Regions from separate parts of the Homo sapiens genome. Here all the other regions are linked to region 4. The links are chromatin contacts, found by Hi-C or POLR2A ChIA-PET in ENCODE. All regions are on one chromosome and are shown on one strand. Each heading gives the region's core, a stretch centred on a gene start or an enhancer-like site at or near the end of the contact. The rest is flanking DNA. Distances are from core to core; before and after follow the strand shown. Region 1 holds the start of PDLIM1 (PDZ and LIM domain 1). Region 2 holds the start of PLCE1 (phospholipase C epsilon 1). Region 3 overlaps PDLIM1 (PDZ and LIM domain 1). Region 4 holds the start of HELLS (helicase, lymphoid specific). Region 5 overlaps LOC107984257 (a long non-coding RNA gene).

Evidence for each region. A loop is a pair of places that touch in the nucleus more often than their neighbours do. ChIA-PET counts read pairs that join two places held with the same protein, here RNA polymerase II (POLR2A). Pooled maps may share reads with other maps.
Region 1: a loop to region 4 is called in a map with no recorded cell type, with 10 times the contacts of the local background. The contact joins the promoter of PDLIM1 here to the promoter of HELLS in region 4. A Hi-C loop is called at or near these places in 6 of 37 single-sample maps with no recorded cell type and 9 of 50 pooled maps. POLR2A ChIA-PET finds 5 or more read pairs at or near these places in 1 of 52 experiments (activated naive CD8-positive, alpha-beta T cell).
Region 2: a loop to region 4 is called in a map of chondrocyte, with 2.4 times the contacts of the local background. The contact joins the promoter of PLCE1 here to the promoter of HELLS in region 4. A Hi-C loop is called at or near these places in 1 of 168 maps with a recorded cell type or tissue (chondrocyte).
Region 3: a loop to region 4 is called in a pooled map, with 14 times the contacts of the local background. The contact joins the enhancer-like site here to the promoter of HELLS in region 4. A Hi-C loop is called at or near these places in 5 of 37 single-sample maps with no recorded cell type and 14 of 50 pooled maps. POLR2A ChIA-PET finds 5 or more read pairs at or near these places in 2 of 52 experiments (GM12878 and WTC11).
Region 5: a loop to region 4 is called in a map of naive thymus-derived CD4-positive, alpha-beta T cell, with 6 times the contacts of the local background. The contact joins the enhancer-like site here to the promoter of HELLS in region 4. A Hi-C loop is called at or near these places in 1 of 168 maps with a recorded cell type or tissue (naive thymus-derived CD4-positive, alpha-beta T cell) and 7 of 50 pooled maps. POLR2A ChIA-PET finds 5 or more read pairs at or near these places in 2 of 52 experiments (HCT116 and naive thymus-derived CD8-positive, alpha-beta T cell).

The regions. Positions count from the first base shown.
Region 1 is chr10:95,287,321-95,292,374 of GRCh38, reverse strand. It overlaps PDLIM1 (PDZ and LIM domain 1), which reads left to right and starts at 1,372. Exons shown (of 7, transcript NM_020992.4): 1 at 1,372-1,555. The coding sequence starts at 1,460. RefSeq lists silencers at 1,015-1,094, 1,145-1,534, 1,585-1,684, 1,705-1,814 and an enhancer at 2,536-2,855.
Region 2 is chr10:93,991,454-93,996,729 of GRCh38, reverse strand. PLCE1 (phospholipase C epsilon 1) reads right to left here and starts at 2,799. Exons shown (of 33, transcript NM_016341.4): 1 at 2,472-2,799. It overlaps LOC105378438 (a long non-coding RNA gene), which reads right to left. Exons shown (of 4, transcript XR_946215.2): 4 at 3,011-3,510. RefSeq lists a silencer at 2,696-2,985.
Region 3 is chr10:95,233,225-95,238,464 of GRCh38, reverse strand. It overlaps PDLIM1 (PDZ and LIM domain 1), which reads left to right. Exons shown (of 7, transcript NM_020992.4): 7 at 354-893. The coding sequence ends at 540. Among named protein-coding and RNA genes, the nearest start is that of ACSM6, 42 kb to the right of the region's middle. Within about 2 kb of position 2,049, at least 7 of the 41 ENCODE cell types and tissues checked have a DNase peak (open chromatin) inside an H3K27ac peak, as active enhancers do.
Region 4 is chr10:94,543,443-94,548,185 of GRCh38, reverse strand. HELLS (helicase, lymphoid specific) reads right to left here and starts at 2,398. Exons shown (of 22, transcript NM_018063.5): 1 at 2,234-2,398; 2 at 1,688-1,809. The coding sequence starts at 2,264. RefSeq lists enhancers at 1,469-2,092, 2,093-2,717, 3,255-3,304, 2,718-3,342 and a silencer at 2,465-2,544.
Region 5 is chr10:95,181,268-95,186,203 of GRCh38, reverse strand. All of the region lies in intron 3 of LOC107984257 (a long non-coding RNA gene), which reads left to right. It also overlaps the pseudogene PAWRP1. Among named protein-coding and RNA genes, the nearest start is that of ACSM6, 11 kb to the left of the region's middle. RefSeq lists silencers at 1,981-2,030, 2,051-2,380, 2,571-2,870. Within about 2 kb of position 2,393, at least 25 of the 41 ENCODE cell types and tissues checked have a DNase peak (open chromatin) inside an H3K27ac peak, as active enhancers do.

The sequences.
Region 1 (5,054 bases), core at 123-2,622, 750 kb before region 4:
ACAGCTCACTGCAGCCTTGACCTCTCCGGCTCAAGCCATCCTCCCACCTCAGTCTCCCTAGAAGCTGGGACAGGTGTGCCCCACCAAACCTGGTTAATTTTTATTTTTTTAAATTTTTTTGTAGAGACAGGGTCTTGCCGTGTTGCTGGGGCTGGTCTAGAATTCCTGGGCTCAACTGATCCTCCTGACTCAGCCTCCCAAAGTGCCGGGATTCCAGGCGTGAGCCACGTGTCCGGCCCCTAGAAAATGACAGAGAGTGGTGGGGATGTCTGGGAGAACAGCATTGCAGACAGGGCCCTGAGGCAAGGCCCTGAGTTAGGAGCAAGGAGCACAGCCTGGCAGACTGGGGGGCAGGTGAGGAAAGGGCAGGAGGAGTTGGGGTCAGAGAGGGAGTTGGGGCCATTCTAGGGGTGGCCTTGTAGGCATTGTAAGGATCTGGGTTTTCACTGGTGGTGAGGTGGGGACGCCATGGACAGCATGAGAAATGGTCTGGTCCGGCGTGGAGAATGCACTCCACCGGGAGGGCGTCAGGGGGAGCCTGGCTAGGAAGCTGGTGGGAGGCTGGGAATCCAGGTCCCGGACTCAGCTCTTCTTTTGCATTGACTTGGCCCTTGGCCCGCCCCAAACTTGAGGTTTGAACTGTTGAGGTCAGAACCTACCATGAACTCCAGCCTGGAGGAAAGATTTCTAGGAAGGCCTTGAAGTTCAGTTATAACCTGAGTGATGGTCTCATTAGCATTATAAAAGTTCCAGGATGGGGTTCTGCAGCACTGGGCCCGGGCAGTGGTCCAGATGCTGACGAGTGGTGTAGCGTCGGGCAAGTCTTCTCACCTACTGAGCAGACTCAGTTACTTCATCTGTAAAATGGGACTAAACGTCCCGGTTGCCTCAGCATCAAATGAGATCGTTCGAAAGCACCTTTTAAACATCATTACCGATTACAAAAAGCAAATGGGAAGTCGGAGCCGACCTCAGAGGGCTGACTTGGCACAGCACTTCAAATTTCTCGTTTTACAAAGCACGAGGCGCGAGTTTGTCTCGCTGTCAGGACCTGCTTCCCTCTCACCTAGCACCCGCCCCGGGCCCGAGAGCCGCGGTGCGGCCGTGCGTACAGGAGGGAGGGAGGCGGTGTGGGGTCCCGGGCAGAGCTGCTGAGAGCCCCGGCCCCGCATCTGACTCGCGCTCTCTCGGCGGGACTCCGGGCCAGGGCCCCCAGGCCGGCGCGCAGGGCGGGGAGCGGCTGCGGGCGGGAGGACGGGCGGGGCGGCGGGCGGCTACGCGGCCTGGGCGGAGCCGCCCCCGCCCTGGCCCTCGCGGTTGCCCTGCCCCCGCCAGCCCCAGGCTCCCCGGGCCCGCGCCGCGCCGCTCTTTCTCCGACAGCCGCCGGGGGTGCCCTGCAAGCTGTTCCGCGCGTCCTGCCCGTCTGTCCCCGCGGGTCGTCGCCCGCCACAGCCGCGCCATGACCACCCAGCAGATAGACCTCCAGGGCCCGGGGCCGTGGGGCTTCCGCCTCGTGGGCGGCAAGGACTTCGAGCAGCCTCTCGCCATTTCCCGGGTAAGAGCAGCTGGGACGTGCGTGGAAGCGGGGCGCTATGGGAGGTGATATGCGGAGACTGGGGCCCCGCGGGCGCGGTCGGGGACGGAGTCGGAACCGCAGCCGGGCGCGTCCAGGTGCGCTGTTAGTTGAGCGCTCTCCGCGCGCCCGGGCCCCGCCGCTCCCCGCCGCCCCTTCGCGGAGGCTGCGCTCCCGGGCTGGTCGGCCCGCCGCGGGCGCGCTCCGTGTCCGCCAGAAAAAAAGAAGGCAGTTTTCGTTCTTTGGCCCCGGAAGCGCGGCGGGGCGGGTGTTAGTTCTTTGTCAACCAGCGAGGGGACGAGGGTCCCCGCAGATCCCGCGCGCTGGGAGATGGCACTTCTCCCTTCTTCCCAGATCGCAGTGCAGCCGAACGCAACAGGAAAGACCTGGAAAGTGAGGTGGGGTGGGTGGGAAGTTTACTGGGGTGGGGGGCAAGTGGGATTAACCTAAAAAAACAACCGAAACACGCTCTTTGGACTTGACCCACGGCCGAGGCTCGCCCCTCGAATGGCTTTTGGAGAATGTGCTGGATTCGGGAAATAAACACAACAAACAAACTCAAGTAAACCCTCTTGGTCATTCTCCCCTCTGCAGAACGTGGCCCCGCCGTCATTCTTCCTAGCATTCCCAGATTATCTCTTTCCCCTCCCCGCACCAGCCCTTTTTTCTCAGGGCATGAGTAGATACTGCGATGGGGTGTCCACCTGGGGTGGGGTTGAGGTGCTTGAAATCTAAGAGGGGCTTCGGATCTTTAGAAGGACTCACGTTGAATCAGGGGCCACCAGAACCATTGCCCCCCTAATAAAGTGAAACCCCCAGGGAGACCCAGACTCAGTGTTCAGAGGTCTGGGCTTTGGCCATTTAATCTGGCCAAACACAGGTTGATGTCCCACTAAGAGATGTCACGTTCAGTGCTTGGGCACCAAGAAGAGACTCAGTAAGTACCTCGAATGAGGAAAGGGAGAAAAAGAAGTCCCCTTTCTCCCCACCCATGGCCACTCCTTGCCTGTAGGCGGCACATTCCATTCTTGGGCTCATCTGCCTGCTGAAGCTGCCCTTCAGCTTGTCTCCCAGACTTTCTAAACATCCTTCTTTTTCACTTGGGGTTGGGGGAAGGGTGGAGAAGAAAGGGAAATATCCTTATGGATCCTTTTGACTCAAGCTCCTGCGTCCAGCAGCTGAAGGAGTTTGGTGGGAGGTGCAGGAGAAGAATTGGTGGCCTCCTCTTGACTTGTCTGCCAGCCACAGTCCTACCCATGCTTCTTTCCCGGTTGGCCTGGCCCAGTGAGGAGGTCTTCTCTATCTCACCCCCCTAAAAGAGTAGGCGGGCCAGTTTTTGGGCCTTATCTTCCACCTGTTTGCCTCGTCCCACAGAGACCTCTGATTATTCTCAAAGGTACACACTGCCTTTCCAGCCACCAGCCTAATTCCTCAAGCGCAGGAACTGTGCCTTCCCCAGAATCGTCCCCGAGCCTGGTAGCAGACCTGTACCTGGCCGGGCTGGGTAAATCCTTGCAGGCTTATTAATAAATGCTTGTCCAGGGAGGACATTGTGTCTGCACATTTCAACTCGCTTACCTCATAGTCCATTTGTCCCTGTTCTTTGTGTCTATAATTAACCTGTCAGCCCTCTCCACTTCTGAGATTTATATATGACATGAAACCCTTTTTTAAGTAGTGGAGGATGTATTGGCAATCTGTTAAAAGGGCAGTTACTGCCTTTCACTTTAGCTGCTTTTAAAAGTCTTAATGCATGAGTGAATGATGGAATGGGGTGGAAAACACCACACTGTGAATTCATTGGTTTTTACCTTCATATATTCACTCATTTATTATTTATATTATTTATTTATGGCGTGTGCACGTGTTTAATGAGCACGTATCATATTCCAGAAACTGTGCAAACGCCTCAGAAATGAGAGGGCACAGCTCCATTCTCAAGGTGTTCATGGTCTAGTGATGGAAACTAATCTTTATAATGCCCTTGGCAGGTGCTTTAATTGAAAAGTGGAAGTGACTCAGAAGAGGTAACATTTTCATGCTGACAGTAATTTATTTGTTTCTCTTCAGCTCCTTATTAATACATGGAAAAATTGTGAGCCTGTTCACCTCATGGGAATGGGAAAGTCATTGTCATAAAGGGACCCTGGTGTGGCCATCTGAGATCTGGTGCTGGTCCAGTGTCTTCTTGCTTGAGCTGTACCTGGGGTGAATCTTCCACTGTCTGAGGCTACTTAAAAAAAAAAACCTCTGCAGTGGGGATAGCACCAGCCCTTGGCTGTGAGTTAAGGTATGTGAGAGTGCTCCGTAAATAGTGATAGTGAGGAAATGTGAGCACTGACAAAGAGCTGTACACACTTTCTGATTGGTAGGTATGCTACATTATTTATCATCCTGGGCAATTTGCTGGTATAGTTTTGTATATGATAGACTTTGAGTCTCCACACCAAAGCAAACCATAAAATTAGGCTGGGAGAGGAGTGCCTTTTATTTAAATAACCATGTTTGCTTTCTCTTGCATGAATTATTGTGGTATTGGCTCCAGTCTTTTGCTAAACTGCTAAAGCTTCTTAATATAATGCTAATCTTATGTACTTGCAATTTTTTTATTTTTTAACTTATTTTTTATTGTGGAATAAAAAATCATAAAATACAAATGCACAGCAAATGATTATAAAGCAAGCATCTGTATAATCACTACCCAAGTCAAGAAATAGAATATTGCAGCACCCAAAAGTTCCCTAAATGTAACGCTATCCTGACCTATGGTAATCCCTTCCTTGCTTTTCTTCATAGTTTTACCACCTAAATTAGGTATCCCAAATACCATAGCTTAATTTTGCCTGTTTCTGAACAGACTCATACAGAACACGTGTGTGTGTGTGTGAACAGCTTCTTTAGCTCCTTAATGTTTTCATCTAGTATCGTTATCAACTTAAAATTTCAACCCAGGTTTCCAACTTTAAGTGGACATAGGCTAGCTTCTTTTACCCACATTCTCGTTTAGTGCTCTTGCCTTGTGTTCCCTGATGATCCAGCCACACATTTGCCACTGTTCTCTGATATTTTTTTCTGTCAGTTCCTGCTTCAAATCAACACTTGCCCATTTCCTTGAGGTATTTTTTTAATTAAAAAAATTTTCCATGTTAATTTCTCCTTCCCTCTAGTTACTTTCAAGGGAAGCCTTCAGAGAAATACCCAGGCCAACATTGCAACTCAGTTTATGTTGACTGTTTTTCTCTCCCAGCAACTGATAAAAGACAGGAAAGGGTGAGGCCAAGATCAAGGGATGCCCTTAGTTGGAGGAGTTGCTCATTTGTCTCTGGAGTCCTGGGGAACCCTTTGCTAAGAGCTGAGCGGTTCTGTGGCAAATGCTTATGCTTTTTCTCAAGTATCCCAAGGGATGCTTAATAATGGTTACTGTGGCCAGAGGGTCATTTCTGATTTTTAAGAGTGGTATTTCCGGATTCAGATAGATTTT
Region 2 (5,276 bases), core at 1,550-4,049, 550 kb after region 4:
TTGGTTCCCAATCTGGCCCACGAAAATCTATTTAAGCCATAACACAGATGAATTATAGCCTCGGTAAAAACCCTGCATTCTGCATCCAGGGAGCAGAGAGGAACACATGATGCTAGAGAGAGTTCTGCCCTTCTTTGTAGGCCACATGGTTGGCCTATAACAAAATGCATCTTTGATATCGTCTTCCTCTCTTTCTCCATTCCCTACTCCTCCATCTCCAACTCTCCTCTTTGGGCCTTACATAACTAAATCACATGCTTCCCTAAAACCCTATCAGAACCTTCCACCCCTCTTCCAGAAGCACCATGTTTCCTAATCACCTGTCTTCCCTCGCCTCAACCAAACCCCTACTTGCTCAATGCCACAGATCTCAACTGAACGTTGGGAGGAAAGCAACTTCAGCAAACAAATTCACACTCTTAGCTGCTTCTACTGTTTTTGGCTTTTCCTCTGCTTCTCCTTCTGAACCCAGAAGCTCTGTTTTATTGTTCTTCCACCGCAGAAGTAGTTCCGGCAGAGAGAGAAGGCATTAAGACTAAAGCAACTGTCCTATATAGGCGCCTGTCAGCCAGGTGTGTGGAACACACACGCGCGCGCACACACACACACACACACGTGCAGCAAGCCTCACTCTGTGCAAATCCCTCCTCTTGCCCAGGCATGGGAAACGTCCCCTGCTGTCTACTTTAGAAAACTCTTCCACCATGCACAGTATTTTTTCAATCTTCTTTTATTCATTTAGAAAGTTACAGGTAACAAATTGCACATCAAACAGTTTTTTTAAAGTATACAACAAAAGCCCAGAGAAGAATGTGACTAAGAATGGTTGTAAATAGAAAAACAAAACCAACCGCCTTCATTGGAATCTAGCTTCTAACCCACTGGAGTATGGAATTTTTAATGACAGGTCAAACTTGGACCACATCCCAGGAGTTTATGTTACTAAGAGGACTGGAAGAATGTCCCTCCAGTTCAATCTGGCTTCTTACCTGGTAAGACATGGCTCCTGGGTATAAAGGGAATTTCCCCCATGGGGCTGTAAATAAAGGATAGTGTTAATGGTAAACATTATACATTCCTCTAGCTCCTTTCAATTATATTATCTCCTTCTCCAAAGTAGATATTTATGTTGTAAAACCAAAGTCTTAAGATTTAATACTGGCCCACAATTATCTCTAGAGTCTTCTAGGTGCAAGCATTTTGCCATGAAAGCCACAGCAAATGCCTTCAGTAGGGAAAATGAGACATCTACATAAATAACTCCCAGAAGGTAGAGAGCAGAAAGGGCCCTGGAGAAAAAATGCTGCAGAAATCAGAGCAGGGGGAGGTTGGCTGTTTCAGGAAAAGCCTCACACCACCAGCAAAACACAGTTTGAAGGATGGTTAGACTTTAGAGTGGTGGATGTGGGGGAAGATGTGCCATCAGATGGTCTAGATGACAACACCATCAGACATTCTTCAGAAAAGTATTTATGAAGACATCGATGCATACAATAACCTAGAGATAGTCCACCTCTCTCCTCAATGACAACTGGGCACCTGTACAAGCACCTATGGGGTCACCTGCTTCCACCTCCCAAGTCAGGCTCTCAAAAATTCTCCCTAGTGGGGTCAAGCATTCTTGGCCTCAGTAGTGCCCATTCTGTGGCAGCGGCCCTGCCCTACCTCTACGGGGGGTATAAGAAACATGAAAACATACCAATCCTGCAGAGATCTAAAAGACCTACGGGCAAATTTTGCATAATGCAACTGAAATTATGACCTTCGTGCAAATAAAACTTTTCGAAGACGTGAATCCTACTTAACAGGTATTCAGGGAACTCACTATTTAAAATGACACTGATTAATCACTAAATGAGTCTTACACTGAATAATTGGTTAAGTCGGCTGAACTCAGTGTCTGATGGCTTAAATACAGAGCGAGGGGCGAAAGCTTCCACAAATTTACGCTGTGCACCTAACATTCGCCACGACAGAAGACTTCTTGCTCTAGTGTATTTATTACTGTAGCATTAAAGGACTTGAAGGCAAAGCTAGCTATTCTAGTTATCAGTTAGAGCGGGACCTGGTCCAATATTGTATTTTCTAGGACTTGATGTACACAAATCTCTCCAGGAACAATCTCTTGAGCACTTTCCTTGAAATACCGCTGCTAAGTACCGCCACAAAAAGAGCTTACGTTTTTCTTTGCACTGGCCACCTCCACACCGTATTCACAACACGAAGGGGCGACCTGAGGCAGGCGTCTGGAGTGAAGGCACTGGCAGGGTGTCCTTTAGCCCCTGCGAGGGCGGCCTGCATGCCCTGGAGGACCGCCCGCCTCGGGTCCCCCGGGAGCGCGAGGACACTTTTCCGCCAGGTACGCGGAGTCGGGCTGCTCCCTTAGGCGGGTCGACTGCCTTGGGAGAGAACCAGCCCATCCTTCCCTTTCTCCAGTCCTCAGGAACCGAGCTACAGAGTCGCTTCCTCACCTCTTGGCTCCTGGCGAGTCTCGCCGGCGTCCCCAAGCGCAGCGTCCCTCTGGGACCAGCCGTCCGCGCGCCTGTCGCTAGCGGCGTCGGGTGTCCCCGCTACTGTGTGTCAGCTGCAGAGCCGATGCCCAGGAACGCGCAGGAGCCAGGCAAGTGCCCGAGAGGCAGAGCCCGGGAGGCAGAGCCCGGGAGGTAGAGCCCGGGCGCGCCGCCGCTGCCCCTCCCGCCGCGCGAGCCCGCCGCCCGCCGCGTTGCCCACGTTGCCCAGCGTTACCGTGTGGACCCGCGCCGTTCACAGTCCGCTCCCGCCGAGATGTGCGCGCTGCCCGGACAGCGGCGGCTGCGCGGGCGGCAGCGGGGCCCCCGCCCTGGGCCGGGCTTTCCCAGAACTCGCCCGCCCCGGGTGAGAGGCCGCTAGCGCCACCGCGGGCGGCCGGGCGGGGGAGCGGCCTGTGCCGGGCCCGCCCCCGGCTCCTGCCGCGCGGGGAAGGCGGGCGCGGAGCGAGGACCCGGCCGCCTCCCCCGGAGCTGGCTGCTGGCGGCGCGACCCCTTCCCAGACCCCTGGCCCTGACCCCTAGGAGCCATCCTTTCTGGCGGGAGCCAGAGAGAGCGCTCCTGGGGCGCCCGGCTCCGGGAAGGGCGGGAACTCTGCACACCTCAGGCGGCGGGAATTTACTCTCACACTACCCCAGGGAACCACCCCTGGTTGACAGATATGGAAACTGAGGTTCACGGCAGATAAAGGACACGATCAAGGTCTCTGTAGTAGATGGCAGCACCAAGTCTCGAATCTGTTCTGTCACTCGTTCATTTAATACATATTCATTGAGCCCCATCAATGTGCCCAGCGTTGTGCCAGGCTCCGGAAATACTCCTTTTGCTGGTAATGGTGGCCATCCAGGACTGCGGACTCCAAATCCAGTACTCTTTCATTGCTCAAGCAAACCTGAAGATCTTCACAACTAGAAACTACAGGCTTTGCACAGAACTTCCTTAGCCGCTGGAGCGGCTTTTATGAGTCTTAGGAGAGCCAAGGACCTGGAAAAAAAAATCAAATCATCATCCTCCTCCCTTTCGCCTAAACCTGTGCCTCCTCCCTCTACCTGTTCTAATGGAAGACCGTTCCCTAGGCCTGACCTCTTCTCCTACATCCGATCAGGACCCATTCCTGTGGCCCATATCGCCTCCCACTGTCCTCTCCCTTGGACCAAATCAATCCTTCAAACCACCGCTGTATTATTCTTCCTTTTTTACAACTTTAATCTATGCAGAAAACTTCACTGGCTCCCTATTGCCCTCCAAACTAACTCTCCATGGCTGTGTAACCCAGCATGCCCTGGCTAATAAGGATCACCCAACAGAATGTCTCTCCCACTCTAGCTCTGTACCTGAACTTAAGCTGAGCCTTCTACCTGGAGCATCTCCTCCCACACACTTTCCTCCTGCTCATGTTTGACCCTTTCTTTCGGGTCCCTCTTAAAAGTGATCTCTCCTTCTTGGAGGCTCCAGAACACAGGAGAGGTTGGAGCAAGAAAGCACAGGAGGCCCAAAGAATCCTGCTGTTAAGAAAAATCTGCCAGTCTGGTCCTTAAACTGTCTTGCTGTTTTCTCACCACTAGGACTTTAATGAAAACTAACATGATTGCCTCCCTGGAGAGCTGATTTCAGAAAGGTCTCTGCAGAGGGCTCTAAAGAAATTCTTTGTTCCTTAAGATCTTGGCATTTTAGCACTAGGACAGTGAGAAGTGGTAATTTACTCAATCCCTGAGGCTATGTTATCCTGAACAAGTAAATAAAGGGCTGAGGAAAGAGGTAGCATCACTGACAATAAACAAGGTAGGCTATTTATTTAATATACAGTATTATATTATGGTTTTATAATTCATTTAATGATCAAATAATATCAAACTTCATCCATCACCTGGCACCCCCAAAGACTTTTTTTTTTTAATTTGGCACATGGGAATAGATAGCTACAAACTGGTAGATGCACAAGCAGTTAACATTGAATCCTCCAAATGAGTCATTGCATGATTAGTAAGCAAGGCAAATCTAGGTCCGTTGAGCAGGAAAGTTATCCAAGTGTGATAATCACTGTGGCCCCATCCCTAGAAAGGGGCGCCTTCCTCAAATCTTTGCAAAGAGAGCAGGTCCAGATCAGTGTCCTTTGCTCGCCCCATGGCTCCCTCTCTAAACGAGATTGGAGGGAAGTCGTGTCCCCGAGGCTGCCTCACCACATTGGAATGTCTGAGCTAACAGTACTTCCAGAGTGTTCATTGCTCCTCTGAACAGCACTGCCCAGACTTTCTGGAGATTTTAATTCACTCCCCAACCTCGCCAACAGTTGCACACAAGGTGCCTTTTTTACACCCTGCTCTCTGTTCAGTGAAACACACAGACCATCTCAGGGGAACAATGGCTCCATTCAAGACTTTTTCAGAAGTGCACCATATAACCTCCACTCTGTGGGCTGCTGCCAGCCATTATCTAGAGGAAGAAAGACTGTCAGATAAAGCGCCTGAGAATTGGGAAAGCACTGGATAATTTCCATGGAAAATTCAGCTTCAGTAAACTAAGTTATGCATCTCTTTATACAAGACCATTCTGCATAGACAACAACAACAGCCCCAAGAAACAATCCTGTGGAGACTTTATTTCAGTAAAGTGCATCTATGTTTGAAATTTCAGAAGAAAACACACATGTCTTTTGAGCTTATTACATTACATACTGGTCTCCAGTCAATGGAAATTGATTTAAATACATGATAAACATAGAGACTAGGGAATTTAAGTAGTAAAATTAT
Region 3 (5,240 bases), core at 800-3,299, 690 kb before region 4:
AATCCCTCCTGGAAAAATGCAACAGAGAGGCCAGAAAGGTCCTGTGTCCCAGAGCCAGGTTGTGAAGGTTTTCCTTCACTGCGGAGCCCTTAGGTTATGAACATGTAAAATGAGAAAAATCAGGGCTGCCCTGTTGAAGTAGGAGGGGTTTTTGGAAAAATGTCTCTGGACCCTGGGAAGGAGAAGCAAGTCCCTTATGATTGGAGGCCAGTTGGGAGGCCCTGGTTTCCCCTGTGATGGGTTCCTGGGGAGAAGCCCCAGGCCCCTGCTCAGGAAGGATGGTGCCACCTGCTCAGGTGCCACCTGCAGGTGCTTGTCACTGATGGAGTCCCTTCCCTCCCTTGCTTCTGTAGTGGTGTGTTTGTGAAGCTGCGGGACCGTCACCGCCACCCTGAGTGTTATGTGTGCACTGACTGTGGCACCAACCTGAAACAGAAGGGCCATTTCTTTGTGGAGGATCAAATCTACTGTGAGAAGCATGCCCGGGAGCGAGTCACACCACCTGAGGGTTATGAAGTGGTCACTGTGTTCCCCAAGTGAGCCAGCAGATCTGACCACTGTTCTCCAGCAGGCCTCTGCTGCAGCTTTTTCTCTCAGTGTTCTGGCCCTCTCCTCTCTTGAAAGTTCTCTGCTTACTTTGGTTTTCCCTCTGCTTGTAAAACATTGAGTCCCCTCCCTGCCTTGGTTAATTGACTCACACCAGCTGTGCGATGCCCGCTTTTACAATTAAAGGAAAACTGTTTTGTTCAGTGTCACCTTGTCAGCAACACTGTGTCCCTTCGCCCCACCGTTCTTCTCTGCTGCATTTGGACATCAGCCAAATTTGAACCCAATCAAATATAACGTGTCTGACACTGATTTTGTTTTTACTCAATAAATGTATAGACTACAAAGCAGTGTGGTGTCTGTTATCTGATTATGTGTCCCATTTCCTACTCAAGCCTGATGAGATTTCTGAGGCCTGTCTTCTTGTTTTGGGTTTCTTGTTTCTCTCAGATTTACTGGCCTTTCCCCCGCAACTTGCATCTTAACAAGCTCTGTTCTTACATTTCTTCGAAGCTTGCTTGAAATCCTCTTTCTGTAAAGCTAATATAAGATACCTAGCTCTGTTTTTTTTTTGTTTTTGGAGACGGAGTCTCGCTATGTCGCCCAGGCTGAAGTGCAGTGGCGCTATCTCGGCTCACTGCAAGCTCCACCTCCTGGGTTCACGCCATCCTCCTGCCTCAGCTTCCGGAGTAGCTGGGATTACAGGCACCTGCCACCACGCCCGGCTAATTTTTTTGTATTTTTAGTAGAGACGGGGTTTCACCACATTAGCCAGCATGGTCTTGATCTCCTGACCTCGTGATCCGCCCGCCTTGGCCTCCCAAAGTGCTGGGATTACAGTCGTGAGCCACCGCGCCCGGCCCCTAGCTCTGTTTTAATGAAATCAAGTTTTCTTTGCATTGGGCTGTTCTGAGGCTTATCTGAGGAAATGAATGCTTCCCAAATAATAGGTGGGAGCATTAGCAGTTGGCTTGGAAACATTCCCTAGTAAGTCCCTCTTCAGGCTGGTTGCTGACATCACAGCTGCTCCCCTTCATGAAGGGCAGCAACCTCAGGAAAGTGTCCAGCAGCAGCAGAGAGCCCAGGACATGGCCACTGTGTCCTCCTCACAGAGGAGACTGAGGACCCTGGCTGCTAAGAACGAGTCCTGAGTCAAGATCTGAGGTCACCACAGTTTATCTCCTGGTGACTAATCCCTCATGGGCTCAGTGGTGCCCCCATCCCTCCAGACACTGAGACTAAGTGATTGTTATGAGAGGCGGACAGGGTACTCCAAGCAACCCTCTTTCCTCCAAAGGAGCAACCATCTATTCTTGAGCAGTGCTCACCACCCTTGGTAATAGTTCATGACCTTTCATTATGAATGCACTAACATGGTACATACTCTAATAGTAAGAATTGTAATCAGTACCAGGATTTCATACCACAGACTCTGAAGCCAGAATGTACGATGGACAGTTCATGCACGTGAGCTGTTGTAGTGCCACAACAAGCAGAACTGAAACTGTTCAGGCAGAAAATCATGTCATGTTAAAGCTCTCGATTTCTTTTTTTTATTTTTTGGCAGTTAATGAGTTCTTACTTTAAACCCCATCTGTTTCTACGCTTATAAAAGTCAAGGTGGCTTAAACTATGCAATTCTTAGAAATCAACATAAAATGAAAAGTCTCTGAACCACAGCAGGTCTGACTCATTTACAAAGACATTAACAGTCATGATTTGGATTTTGATTGTAAGGAATAGATGAGTCATGGATACTTAGAACTTTCTCTAATCCCTCTCCTCAGATAATGTGCCAATCAAATGTCTGACATTTGTCAGTATTACTTCTTAGGTGTGGGTCTTTCATACAGATATCTTGCTTCCAGGGGAGGCCAAACACCAACAGCTTCAGGTGACCATTATTACTATTCAATATAGCCTGTATGAGGAGTTCATTTCCTGACTGAATGAAACAGAATGTCAGCATTACCACCCCTAAGTGCCAGTTGTGTTATGTGGCAAAGAAGCCCTTCCCTTTTGCCCCCAGTATTTGGCACATACAAATATTTACTGCTCTGCCGGGCGTGGTGGCCCATGCCTGTAATCCCAGCACTTTGGGAGGCTGAAGTGGGTGGATCACTTGAGGTAAGGAGTTTCAGACCAGCCTGGCCAACATGGTGAAACCCTGTCTCTACTAAAAATACAAAAGTTCGCTGGGCATAGTGGTGCATGCCTGCAGTTCCAGCTACTCTGGAGGCTGAGGCAGGAGAATCACTTGAACCTGGGAGGTAGAGGTTGCAGTGAGCTGAGATTGTGTCACTGCACTCCAGCCTGGGTGACAGAGTGAGACTACGTCTCAAAAAAAAAAAAAAAAAAAAAAAAAAAAATTACTGCTGAGAGCAATTTGAGATTTGGCCTATTTTTTGTGCTTCATGCCTACCATATTTATCTGATTGTTTCTCTTTCATGCTTCCTCTAAAATGAAAAGATTGGAAGGAACAGTCTAACTCTGTAGCCATCTTTAATTACTAAGCTTTCAGAAAATTTCTTGAAGAGGAAAAACTCAGCCAGAGTCATGCAGACTGTGATCAAGCTGTTTTCTCTGACTTGGTATGCTCTTCCTGCACCCCTTGATTACTTTTAACATTTAATAAATTTCTGTTGTCTTTCGAGATTGAGCCACCTCCTCCTCCAGACAGGCTTCCTGACTGCCCAGCATGACTTGGATGCCACTCTCCTATGCTTCCATACCCAGGGGACACCTTCTTGGCATGCATCACACAAGACACTAATCACTCATCTCGTGAAAGGAAAGAAGCCTTGCATGAGAGCTGATCCTTTGTCTTTTTCAGCCTTTTCTCCTCGGCACTCAGCTCAGTACCTTGCTAGTGGCAGATAGTCCACAAGCTTGGTAAATCTGTAAATGGGTGATTGCTGCTTCATCGCTGTCCAATAGAAGTATGATGCAACGCATGAATGTAATTTAAAATTCTCTAGTAGCAATGTGAAAAGACAAAAAAAGCAGGTAAAATTAATTGTAATAATACCTTTTTTTTTTTTTGAGACAGAGTCTAGCTCTGTCGTCCAGGCTGGAGTGCAGTGGCACAATCTTGGCTCACTGCAACCTCCACCTCCCAGGTTCAAGCCATTCGCCTGCCTCAGTCTCCCAAGTAGCTGGGATTACAGGCGCGCACCACCATGCCTAGCTAATTTTTGTATTTTTAGTAGAGAAGGGGTTTCACTGTGTTGGCCAGGCTGGTCTCGAACTCCTGACCTTGTGATCCACTCACCTCGGCCTCCCAAAGTGCTGGGATTACAAGTGTGAGCCACCACGCCCGGCCAGTAATACTTTCTTTTTTATATTTTTTGAGACAAGGTCTTGCTCTGTCACCCAGGCTGGAGTGCAGTGGCACAATCATGGCTTCCTCGACCTCCTGGTCTCAAGTGATCTTCCCACCTCAGTCCCCTGAGTAGTTGGGACTACAGGCACAAGTCGCCGTGCCTGGCTAATTTTTATATTTTTTAATAGAGGTGGGGTTTTGCTATGTTGTCCAGGGTGATCTTGAGCTCCTGGGCTCAAGCGATCAGCCCACCTCAGCCTCCCAGAGTGCTGACATTACAGGTGTGAGCCACCGTGCCCGGCCAATAATACATTTTATATAATACTATATATCCAAAGTATTATCATTTCAACATTTGTCACAAGCCACATTTCAAGTGCTCAGTAGACACATGGGGGTAGTGGCTACTGTATTGGACAACACAACTTTAAACACACCTTAAAACAAAGACATCTTGGATTTCTGTTTCCCTTCAAGGCTGCCAGCTTTGATCTGGCCCAGAGCAGAAAAGTGATCTGCAGCAGGTGCAGGCTATAGTGGAAGTGGCTCTGTGCTTGGTTCATGTGATCTAGGAGACCCTATGATGTCAGAGTTTTCAAGATGGTACACCAGTGGGAGAATAAAAACCCAAGCCCCTTGGGTTCTAGAACAAGACTGCCATCTGCAGTACAGAACTTTATGCTTTTCATAAAATAACTCCTGGCATTCTTCCACAGCTTGGATAGAGACAAAGCCCCTGACCATGGGACATCAGGTGGCAGAACTGCCCATCATGATTTGGGTTCTCTCATTCTCATTAGGTCAGAAGGTCAGGCATCTTCCAGAGCAATCCCTCATGAGATGAGAGGAAGGCTTGAGCAGGGCTGAAGGAAATATGTGAGCTGTAGGGGCATGGAAGCCTGGATACTCATTCTTTCTACTGCTGTGCCCCTCCCTTAGCAATTCCCCATGGCTGATGGGGGATCCCGTATGAGCAGCAGATGGTGGAAGAGGAAGCCCAGACTTGATTCATGGATGAGTTGGCTAGGTATGTAAGGGCATGCTGAAATGGTGGCTGCACTGCTGTACTTCTTGAGCTGGCTTTGTAAGGAGAAAAGAAGTCCTCCCACTGGGCAGAGCTTCCGGTAGTATTCCTAATGATCTACTTTGTGTGGCAAAAGAAGTGGCTTCAGTATAAATGTGCCTGGACTTATGGACAGTGGTGAATGATGTGGTTGGCTGATCAGAGGGTAAAGATGAGAAGATCAGGACAAGGAGGTCTGGAGTAGAGGAATGTGGATAGACCTCTGTTAACCCTCATTAGAATAAACCATGGAAGAGACAGTAAGTGACCAGGTTGACAAAATGAATTAACCAATGGACATGAGCCAG
Region 4 (4,743 bases), core at 1,149-3,648:
TGATTGCCTACTATGTGCCAGGTGCAAAGCCTACAAAAACAAAACAGCAAGTGATGCACCCTCAAGAAACAAAGTGAGAAAGAATCAAAAAGTAGTATGAAGTATTTATCATTACTTATTTGGTCATGGTAAATTCTGTGTAATAAAGTACTATGAAAATTCAAAGAATGAGAAAAGGTGGTTCAGGTCAGACCTCTCAATTCTGTTAATTCACATCTACCCTGAAGCAAAAAGTATTGATGTTACTTAAAGAAAATTTGTTAATATATTACCTTAACTGGTTATAGTCAACCAGAGATCATCAGTAATAACGGAAGGAGTATTACTGGAGTGGAACTATAGCATGGTAGTTAAAAAATGTGCATTCTAGAACCACATGGCCTACACTGGAATGTTAGCTCTGCCATTTACCAACTGTGGCACCCAAACAACCTCTATGTGCCTCAGTTTCCTCATCTGTAAAATAAGATGACTAATAAAACCTATTTGGTTGTGTAGTTCAATAATAGCAATTGTTTATACTAGTAATTAAACTAGTAAGTTTAATAGCAGTAATAGTAATAATGAACATCTACTTTACAGAATAGTTGAGGATTCAATGAGTAAATACATATAAAGCATTCAAAACAATGCATGACTCCTAATAAATGTTCAAGAAGTATTAACAATGCTGACAAAAAAATTATTGTTGACATAACAGGGAACCAACGGCCTCATTACTCGTTTTTGGAATGCATTATTTTCCAACTTAAGTAGTTTTATAATCATGAGTTAATTCACTATTATTAAGGACAGAAATTCTGCAGGCAGCCTGAGTTGAAATTTGACTTCAACACTTACTATGTGCCCTTCTCCCTCAGTTTCTTCATTTGTAAATGAAAATAACAAAAAATAACCTATATCATAATATCGGTAGAGTTTAATAAATTAATAAAGCACAAGAAAACCACGTACTAGGCAGTACTTAAGAGTCAACGATCATTCTTTTTCTTGCATATGAATCAAGCAGCAGGGTGGGGCTTTAGAATAAACAAGAATTTTTCAGGTTAAAAACTGTTTTTAGTAACTTACAAAATGCTCTCTACAAGAAAACTACAGCAACTTGTCATTGAAAAAGTACGGCACATTTTTAGCTAAAGAATCTTATGTAGCAATACACAGGCCATGAAACCAAAAGAAAAACAAACAGCAAGTTGATCACTTAGGTGGAAAACAGCACTACAGTATAAGGAAATCATTAGACTTGGATTCCAGCCCAGCCTTTGATTGATGCTAACTTCTCCTGCCCTCAGTCTAGTACATTACTTCTGCAGGTTTTAGCGATTCCTGTTTGCCATGAGACATACATTTAAGGTAATTTTTAAAGGAAATAAGGATGACAAACGAAAAAACTCACTATGGACTTTGAAAGACTTTTCATGGCTAAACAAGCAATCTGAAATGCTCATTTAAAAGTGATGGGACTACCAAGACTACATCTCATAGAAACACACCATTCAAAGCACTTGCGAAAGGATTCTCAAAGGCAATATCTGTAAACATACAAAAAAGACAAGTAATAAAGCTGTTTTCTTTCAGTTATTAAAAAGCCCACTAAATAGGAAAGCAAAGAACACAAACCACACCTCCGGGTTAAAGCCGAGGTTACCACAGGCTTTCACGACGACGAACCTGATGCCTAAATTACCTTTTCCAGCATCTTCCGCTCTCTCTCTAGTCCAGCAGCTTCAAGCTGTTCTTCCTCTTCTAGCATGGCCGGGGTAATCACAGCAGTGTCCAGTTGTTCAACCATTGCTGGAGCCTCCGAGCCTGACGGGGGAGAAAGCTTTCAAATTGCAGTTTTAAAAAAATTACCAACTACTCAACTCCAACAAGAAACAGCCTTTCTCCCACCCGAGATGCACTGGAGCAAAAGCTGAAGACCGAGGGGACGCCAGCATCACCTCTCAGAAGACACCGTAAGTCTTCACAATGTCTACAAGTCGCCTGGACCACAGTTTACAACTCGGGATGCTCGGGAAAATGCAGTTGCCTATGTGAAATCTTCACCGGCATGCTAATACGTGCGATTCCGGGGTGTCCTCCACTCACCGTTGCAGTTTCCCAACCCTCCTTTCCTCCTCAGTCCCTGCCCGGGGTCGGCTCCCTCCCCGAAACTCCGCCGCAGCCTCCATGCTTGCCCACCTCAGCCCCGCAGGCTGCCACCCGCGCCCAAAAGGTTTTCCTCACTCACCGCCGCTGCCCGCGGGCCGTTCCGCTGGCATGCCTGGACACTCACCCGGGAACCGGGTCCCCTCCTCTCAGAGCCTGCAATGCCGCGAGCTAACTCCTCACAACCGCTGCCGGCCCAGCCTTCTAGCCAAATCCCCCGCCAGGGAAAAAAGCGCGCTTCTCCTTCGCGGGAAAATCCTGTCATCTCGCGATACCTTACATTCCCCACCCGCCCTCCCGCCCCGCTGCGCGAGATTTGGCGCAGCTTGCGGTTTTCGTCAGGACTGACCTGTGGCAACCGTAAACCTTTACCTGGACCTCTCTCAGGAGGAAACTGGGTCCCGCTGCCGAACTCAGCCTGTAACTATCCTGTGAGATTGGGCGAGGTGGCCGATCGTGGAGAACCCAGTTTCCTCACATATCTGGTTCCGAACTACGCAATTAAAGTTTGATAGTGCTGTTAATACTTTGCAAGGCGCCTTCCAACGCTGGCTGCTGTGATTGAGCACCCGCTAGCCCATGATCCTGTAGGTAGAGACGTCTGCGTATCTGCACGAGGATGTCAGAAACAGAAACATTTTTATAGGGCCAGCCTCGCCGCACCCGCAGCGCGCGGCTCACATCTTAAGTGAAAAATCCCCCAAAATGACAAAGAGGAGGGCTTTTTTGTGGGTGGGACGGGAGAGAGAAGGAACAGGAAATTAAGATTATGACTGGGTTAAAGAAAGCTGTTTAGGATAAGGGCAAGCTGAAAGAAGTGATGGACCAAGCGGAGTGGCCAGCAGAAGGAAGATTCAGGAAACCAAACAGGATTCATTCATTCGAGTGGGCAGTGAAGGAAGGAGCGGAGCTTTTCTTGTCCCTGGTTTTCACTTCAGCTTTCAATTCCTCCTTTTCTTGTTTGCATTCCTTTTCAACTATTTCCTTTGTCTCCCTCTCCAGGGCTCCCTTTCCCACCTCCAATTTCTTAAGATGTATGGCATTAAATATACCTACCATGTAACCACCCGTTTCCTTCATTTTGACTCCCACAACTTGTATGATTGTGTCTATACAAAATTTAAGAGTTTACAAGCCGGGTGCGGTGACTCACGCCTGTAATCCCAGCACTTTCGGAGCCCAAGGCGGGTGGATCACGAGGTCAGGAGTTCAAGACCAGCCTGGCCAAGATGGTGAAACCCTGTCTCTACTAAAAATACAAAACAGCCGGGCACGGTGGCAGGCGCCTGTAGTCCCAGCTACTCGGGAGGCTGAGGCAGGAGAATCGCCTGAACCTGGGCGGCAGAGGTTGCAGTGAGCAGAGATCGCGCCATTGCACTCCAGCCTGGGCAACAGGGAGAGACTCCGTCTCATAAAAAATAGAAACGAAACCTAGTCTCTATATTTTATTTTATTAAGATAGGGTCTCACTCTGTCGTCCAGGCAGGAGTGCAATGGCACGATCTCTGCTCACTGCAATCTCCACCTCCTGGGCTCAGTTGATCCTCCCACCTCAGCCTAGCAAGTAGCTGAGACTACAGGTGCGTGCCACCACGCCCGGACATTTTAGTGTCGGACATTAGCCCATTCCAGGCTAATTTTTGTTGGTTTGGGGTTTTTGTGTGTTTTTGTTTTTTGGTAGAGACGGTTTTTCGCCATGTTATCTAGACTGGTCTCGAACTCCTAGGTTCAAGGGATCCTCCCAACTCGGCCTCCGGAAGTGCTGAGAGTGCAGGCGTGACACATTGTGCCTGGCCCCTACAAACATTTCCAAAATTAGCCGGCTGTGGTGGCACATGCCTGTGGTCCTAGTACTTGGGAGGCTGAGGTGGGAGAATCACTTGATCCCAGGTGGTCAAGGCTGCAGTGAGCCGAGATTGTAACACTGCACTCCAGCCTGGGTGATAAAGCTACACTTTGTCTCAAAAAAAAAAAAAAAAAAAAAAAAAAAAAAAACCATGGGAATAAAGGGAAATCTTGAGTTGCTTCAAGGGAAATTCCAGGAACCTAGCTAGCCCTGACAAGTAAATAAGCAACTTGATAAGGAAGAAGGTAATGGTAGCCTAAAACAACAGCCCAGGAAGTTAGATTCAGGAGATGTTTGGTTCCTTTATAAAAACTAGAGATAATATCTTAACACATGTCTCTGAGTTGTTTTTTAGAAACCCCAAGCGCCACCAAACACATGTGCTGGCACTCTGCTGCCTCATTTGTTCTAAATTTATTCCTAGGGGCCTGGAGGAGGTCACACACACAAGCAGAGCTAGCATTCTTTTCTGCTGATCCCAAATTTTTATTTTTTAATTTTTAAAAATTGAGATGGAGTCTCATTATATTGCCTAGGCTGGTCTCAAACTCCTGGGCTCAAGCCATCCTCCCACTCAGCCTCCCAAGTCAAAGGGAAAGAAATTTTGGGATTACGGGCACACTCTACCACACCCAGCTCCCCAAATTTTTAGACAAAGCTTCACCTCCTGAACCAACTGCAAATCAGAAAACCTTTTAATCCATCTATGACCTACCTTTTAATCCACCTTTTGACCTACCTACCCT
Region 5 (4,936 bases), core at 1,144-3,643, 640 kb before region 4:
TATTTTATGTTCCTACGAAGAGTGTTTGAGCGCTCCCATTTCTCTGTGTCCTTTTCAGCATTTGTTATTTTCTGAGTTTTTGACAATTGCCATTTTAATTGAGGTTAAATTATATTTTATTGTGGTTTTGATTTGGATTTATCTGATGATTAGTGATGTTAAACATGTTTGCATATAACTGTTGGCCATTTGTGTATCTTCTCTTGGGAAATGTCTATTGAAATCTTTTGCCCATTTTTAAATTGGATTATTTGGAATTTTTGTTTTTGAGTTCTTACGTATTCTTGTTAGTGATCCCTTGTTGGATGAATAGTTTGGAAAATTTTTCTCCCATTCTGTGGGTTGTCTCTTCACTTTATTTTTATTTTTATTGATGTGAAGAAGCTTTTTAGCTTGATGTAATTCTATTTATCAATTTTTGCATTCGTTACCCGTGCTTTTGAGGTCTTACTCAGGAAATCTTTGCCTAGACCAGTGTTCTAAAGTATTTCCCCTATGTTTTCTTCTAGTAGTTTCATAGTTTCCTACATGTAAGTTTTTAATTCATTTTGATTTGATTTTTATATATGATGAGGCATAGAAGTCTAGTTTTATTCTTCACGTGTCTCATTTTCCCAGTACCATTTATTGAAGAGACCATCTGTTTCCCAAGGTATGTTCCTGGTGCCTTGGTCAAAAATGAGTTGGTTGTAAATGCAAGGATTTATTTCTGGGTTCTCCATTCTGTTTCACTGGGCCGTGAAATCCTTACTTTTCGATATTATAAGTCACCATTTTCAGCTTTCCATCCTGTCAACCTTGCTGTATTTGGGCCAAGCAGGGCATGCAGGACCCAGAACTTGGTGTGGACAGGTGGGGCCAGAGCCCCTGTAGGCTGCTCAAGAAATCTGCACTGAGGTCTGCAGGGAGGACCAAATCCCCATAGATGATTCCACAAAAACACTGTTAGGTAAACCACAGTGTGAAACAGCTTGAGAAATAGAATCTGTGTCATATCCAACATTTACTCACACTCATAACTGCATGAGCGGGATACTTGAGCAGGAGGACCCAGAAGAACACCCTCTTCACCTGCATGTCCAGGTCCCCTTTGTGTCACCTAGGGCAAGAGGCTGGAAGGAGAGGCATCTGGGATAGGGGCAGGCTATGGTCGGGGCAGTGGGGTGGTAGGACCTGGACAGTGGGGGTGGTGGGGTTAGTGAAAGGTCTGGGGCAGGGCAGAGATCAGGAGGAACAGCATTCCAGCAGGGCTGGGAGACATGTCAGTAGGTTGGCAGACACAGGAGCAGGTGGCCTGGGACTCAGAGGAGCAGCTGGAGTTGGAGGAGAAGGGCTCTGTTTTCCTCCAGTCTTCTGCTTGGCTGCTGCATTAGCACCCCACTGCACCCCCAACACTCGTCTCTCCCTTGCCCTCACTTCCTGAGTCTTAAAACCAATTCCTTCATCCCCAGCATGCACCTTCCTAAGGACAGTTCCCCTCTGGATCCTTCCTAAGGTTCTAACTATTTATTTATTTATTGAGACAAGGCTTGCTCTGTCGCCCAGGCAGGAGTGCAGTGGCACCATCTCGGCTCACTGCAACCTCCGCCTCCCGGGTTCAAGCAATTCTCCTGCCTCAGCACACCCTAGTAGCTAGGATTACAGGCGCGCGCCACCACGCCCGGCTATTTTTTTGTATTTTATTTAGAGACGGGGCTTTGCCATGTTGGCCAGACTGGTCTCGAACTCCTGACGTCAGATGATCTACTCGCCTCTGAGCTTCTGATTTTTAATCCTTCCTAGCCCAGCTCCCCGCCATCCCCCCACCCCCGCCGTCCCCCCATTCTGCCTCACTTCCTCCTTTCCTGATTCCCACAATTTCCCACAATCAGTCTTGGCCTCAGATTCCCACCCTTCAGGTGCCAGGGTTCCTTGGGTCCTCCATCTCCCCTGATCCTCTCTGATTAGGGGCACGGGGTGTGAGTTGGAATTAAAGCCAGCGTTTGAGTCCTGGGGCTGGATTCTGCATTGGGTTCCGTTGTGTCATTGCACCTTCTCGTTTCCGCTCTTTCTGCCCTGCTTCCTCATCTTCAAAGTCATCTAAGATCCGCCAGCGGATGCTGACCCAGCCCGTGGAGCGCCGCTTCTCCGCACCTGCTGCTTCTCCATCTCTCCATCTTCTGCTCCTGGCCTTTTCCTGGCACTGGAGCCCGAGCTCTGAGCTCTTGCCCTTCTCTGGGGCCCCGTCCTGCTCCTCCTCGTCACCCTGGGGCGGCGGCCGGGGCCCCACGGGTCAGCGTGGCAGGGCCGACGGCGCAGTTCTCGCCCCGGGGCGGCGGCGGCGGCAGGTGCGGTGGGAGCGCCGCCTGGAGGTTGGTGTGGCGCTCATTGGTCGCGGAGGCCGCCGAGGTGTCCAGCGCCCAGGACCTGGGCTTCCTGTCTGCGTCGCTGCTGCCCCCTGCTGGGGCGGCGGGGCCCGGGTTCCGCTCTGCGGCGTGTTTTTGCGGGGCGCCTTCGCTCCTCCGGGAAGTCGGCGGTGCAGCCGCGGAGGCCGTTGTTGCTCTGGTAGCCGGTGGTTGTTTCATTCCCCTAGGGGCCGGCCGGGCTTTCGCCTCAGGCCGCCCACACCGGCTCCGGCCGCCGCCGCCTCTCGCTACCCGCGGCCCGGAGGAGGCGAGGGAACGACCTCCAGGCGCAGGGCGGCCGCCGCTCCCTCAGCAGCCGGCGGGGCAGAGGGAAAGACGCCGGGAAGCGTAAGGTCCCCGCCAGGCCCGAGGGTCGCCACGGACTTTGCCCTCTGGTTCCTGCCCAGGAGCAGCTGCCAGGTCCCCTCCCTGCCAAGCTTCTCCCCGAAAAGTTCTAAGGTTGTCAGGTCCGCCAGGAAGTGACATTTTTCTCCCCTCACTGTAAGGCTGGAAACTCTTGAATCCGGGCATTTTATGCATATTCTTAAATATGATGTTTCAGTCAAAGCCTTGATAATATAACCAATATTTCCGATTTTATCCTGCTTATAAAGAGCCGATATGTAAACGAAAATTAGAATATTTGTGAATAGTTTCCAAATTTTGGAGGGATCAAGTAGGGAGAAAAACCAAATGCTTCCACCTTTGTTTACAAGTGTGCTTTACCAAACTGATGTAAATTATAGATAACATCTGTGAGAAACCTTTCTTAAATCTAGAATACAACCAACAGTGTTTTAAATAAAAGTTATAAAAATATTATCTTAATTTCATAGATTTTTTGTTTTGCTTGATCTTGCTTAGCAGTTTTTTGAACCCTTAAGTTTATTAGAGTTCTAGGAATTTGTGTTTAGTTTATTTTTTTAAAACATTTGTTTTAATATATTTAAAGGGTATAAGTACAAGTTTCTTACATGCCTATATTGCATAGTGGTAAAGGCTGGGGTAGTTTATTGATCTGAAAGTTATCAGAAACCTGTGTTCAAGAGGACCTGTTAAGAGTTTTTTCCATGAAAAGCAAATTTGGACTATCGCTGATCGCAAATATTTTTCGAATTCAAAGCAGAACTGTGGATGATGGAAACAGAATAGCTATGATGAAAATCTGATGAAAGTTCCCAATTGACAAGGAAATTTAGTTACTTCTCTTACGTGCAGCATGTTAAGACAATAACCAGAATCATGACTGACAGCATCACATCAGGACCACCAGGCTTTTATAAATTTCATACAATCTTCAGAATGCATTAATAACATATTTATACAAATGTAACTTTAGCAAATATTTAGCGTAACAATCAAAATTATGAATCATTAAATTTTTATAAGTTTATATAATTTTTGGAACATGCGTGTCAATAACATACCTATAAATGTAACTGAAGTGGGATCTAATATCACATAATTTGACAATGCTCTCCCATGCAGTATCACAACATTTGACAATGCCCGCTCATACAGTCTACCAAATCTAATAATTTAATATCTCTACAAGGTGAGAGATCCATTCTTTAGACTCTCCAGGGACCCAGCTGAACAGTCCCGAAGTTAATTTTAAGACTTAATTTAGGATTTTTGACTCTGGGGAAACCTGTCAAAGATTGAAAACATTTGATCAAAACAGAATCACAGGTCACTGTTAAAAGAATAGTCATTTAACCAGAGACTTAAAAGCTATACAGAAAGTTATGTGGATATGAAAACTCGAACCCTTTTAAAGCTTAGTTTTCCTGAGTAATCAAAAAGGGTACTTGAATTTAATCAGACACAGGAAGAGTATGTACGGGGATATGAGTGTACACTGTATTTTAGAGGAATGTAAACAAGGAAATTAGTACCATGAGCCAGGGAATACATGGCTGTTAGTAACAGCATGGGAAGTTTCCTGGTTACATGGAACAACAATTTAGACATAGGAAGAAAAGCCAAAAGTACAGATTCAAGTTATGTTGGAGGAAAACATTGGTTTTCCAGACCTTCATGCTAACCATTTCAGTGTCAGGCCATAACAGCAGAACTAGAACCAGAGAAAAAATGTTACAGGAGTTGACAAAAATGTTGAAAGACAGAGCTACCACTGTTACCATTGTGGCCATGCAAAAAGATACACCTTTTTAAAGGGGGAGAAAACAGAAGGCAGTGGTTTATGACCTGCAATGTGGTACAGAGAAAGTTGAATTTCGGATATAAATCTGAGAAGTTTGAAAAAGAAAAATGTTACCTCTAGAAATGAAATGGCCATTCTGAAAGAAAGACACCGCATTTCCAATCTGAAACTAGGGAAGTTAGTTAGATCTCAGGAAGAATTAGAACTAGTTTAAATCTTCTATTAAATAAGATTTTAGAATTAAAAATAAAACCTCTTAAAATTTTACTAAGAGCAAATCAGTAAGCAAACTGTCATTCTAACATAGGGGACCAACTTATTTTGTTGTTTTGTATTAATGTATTTTAATGTCAAATTTCAATCTTTAGAAAGACTTCTGTTACCA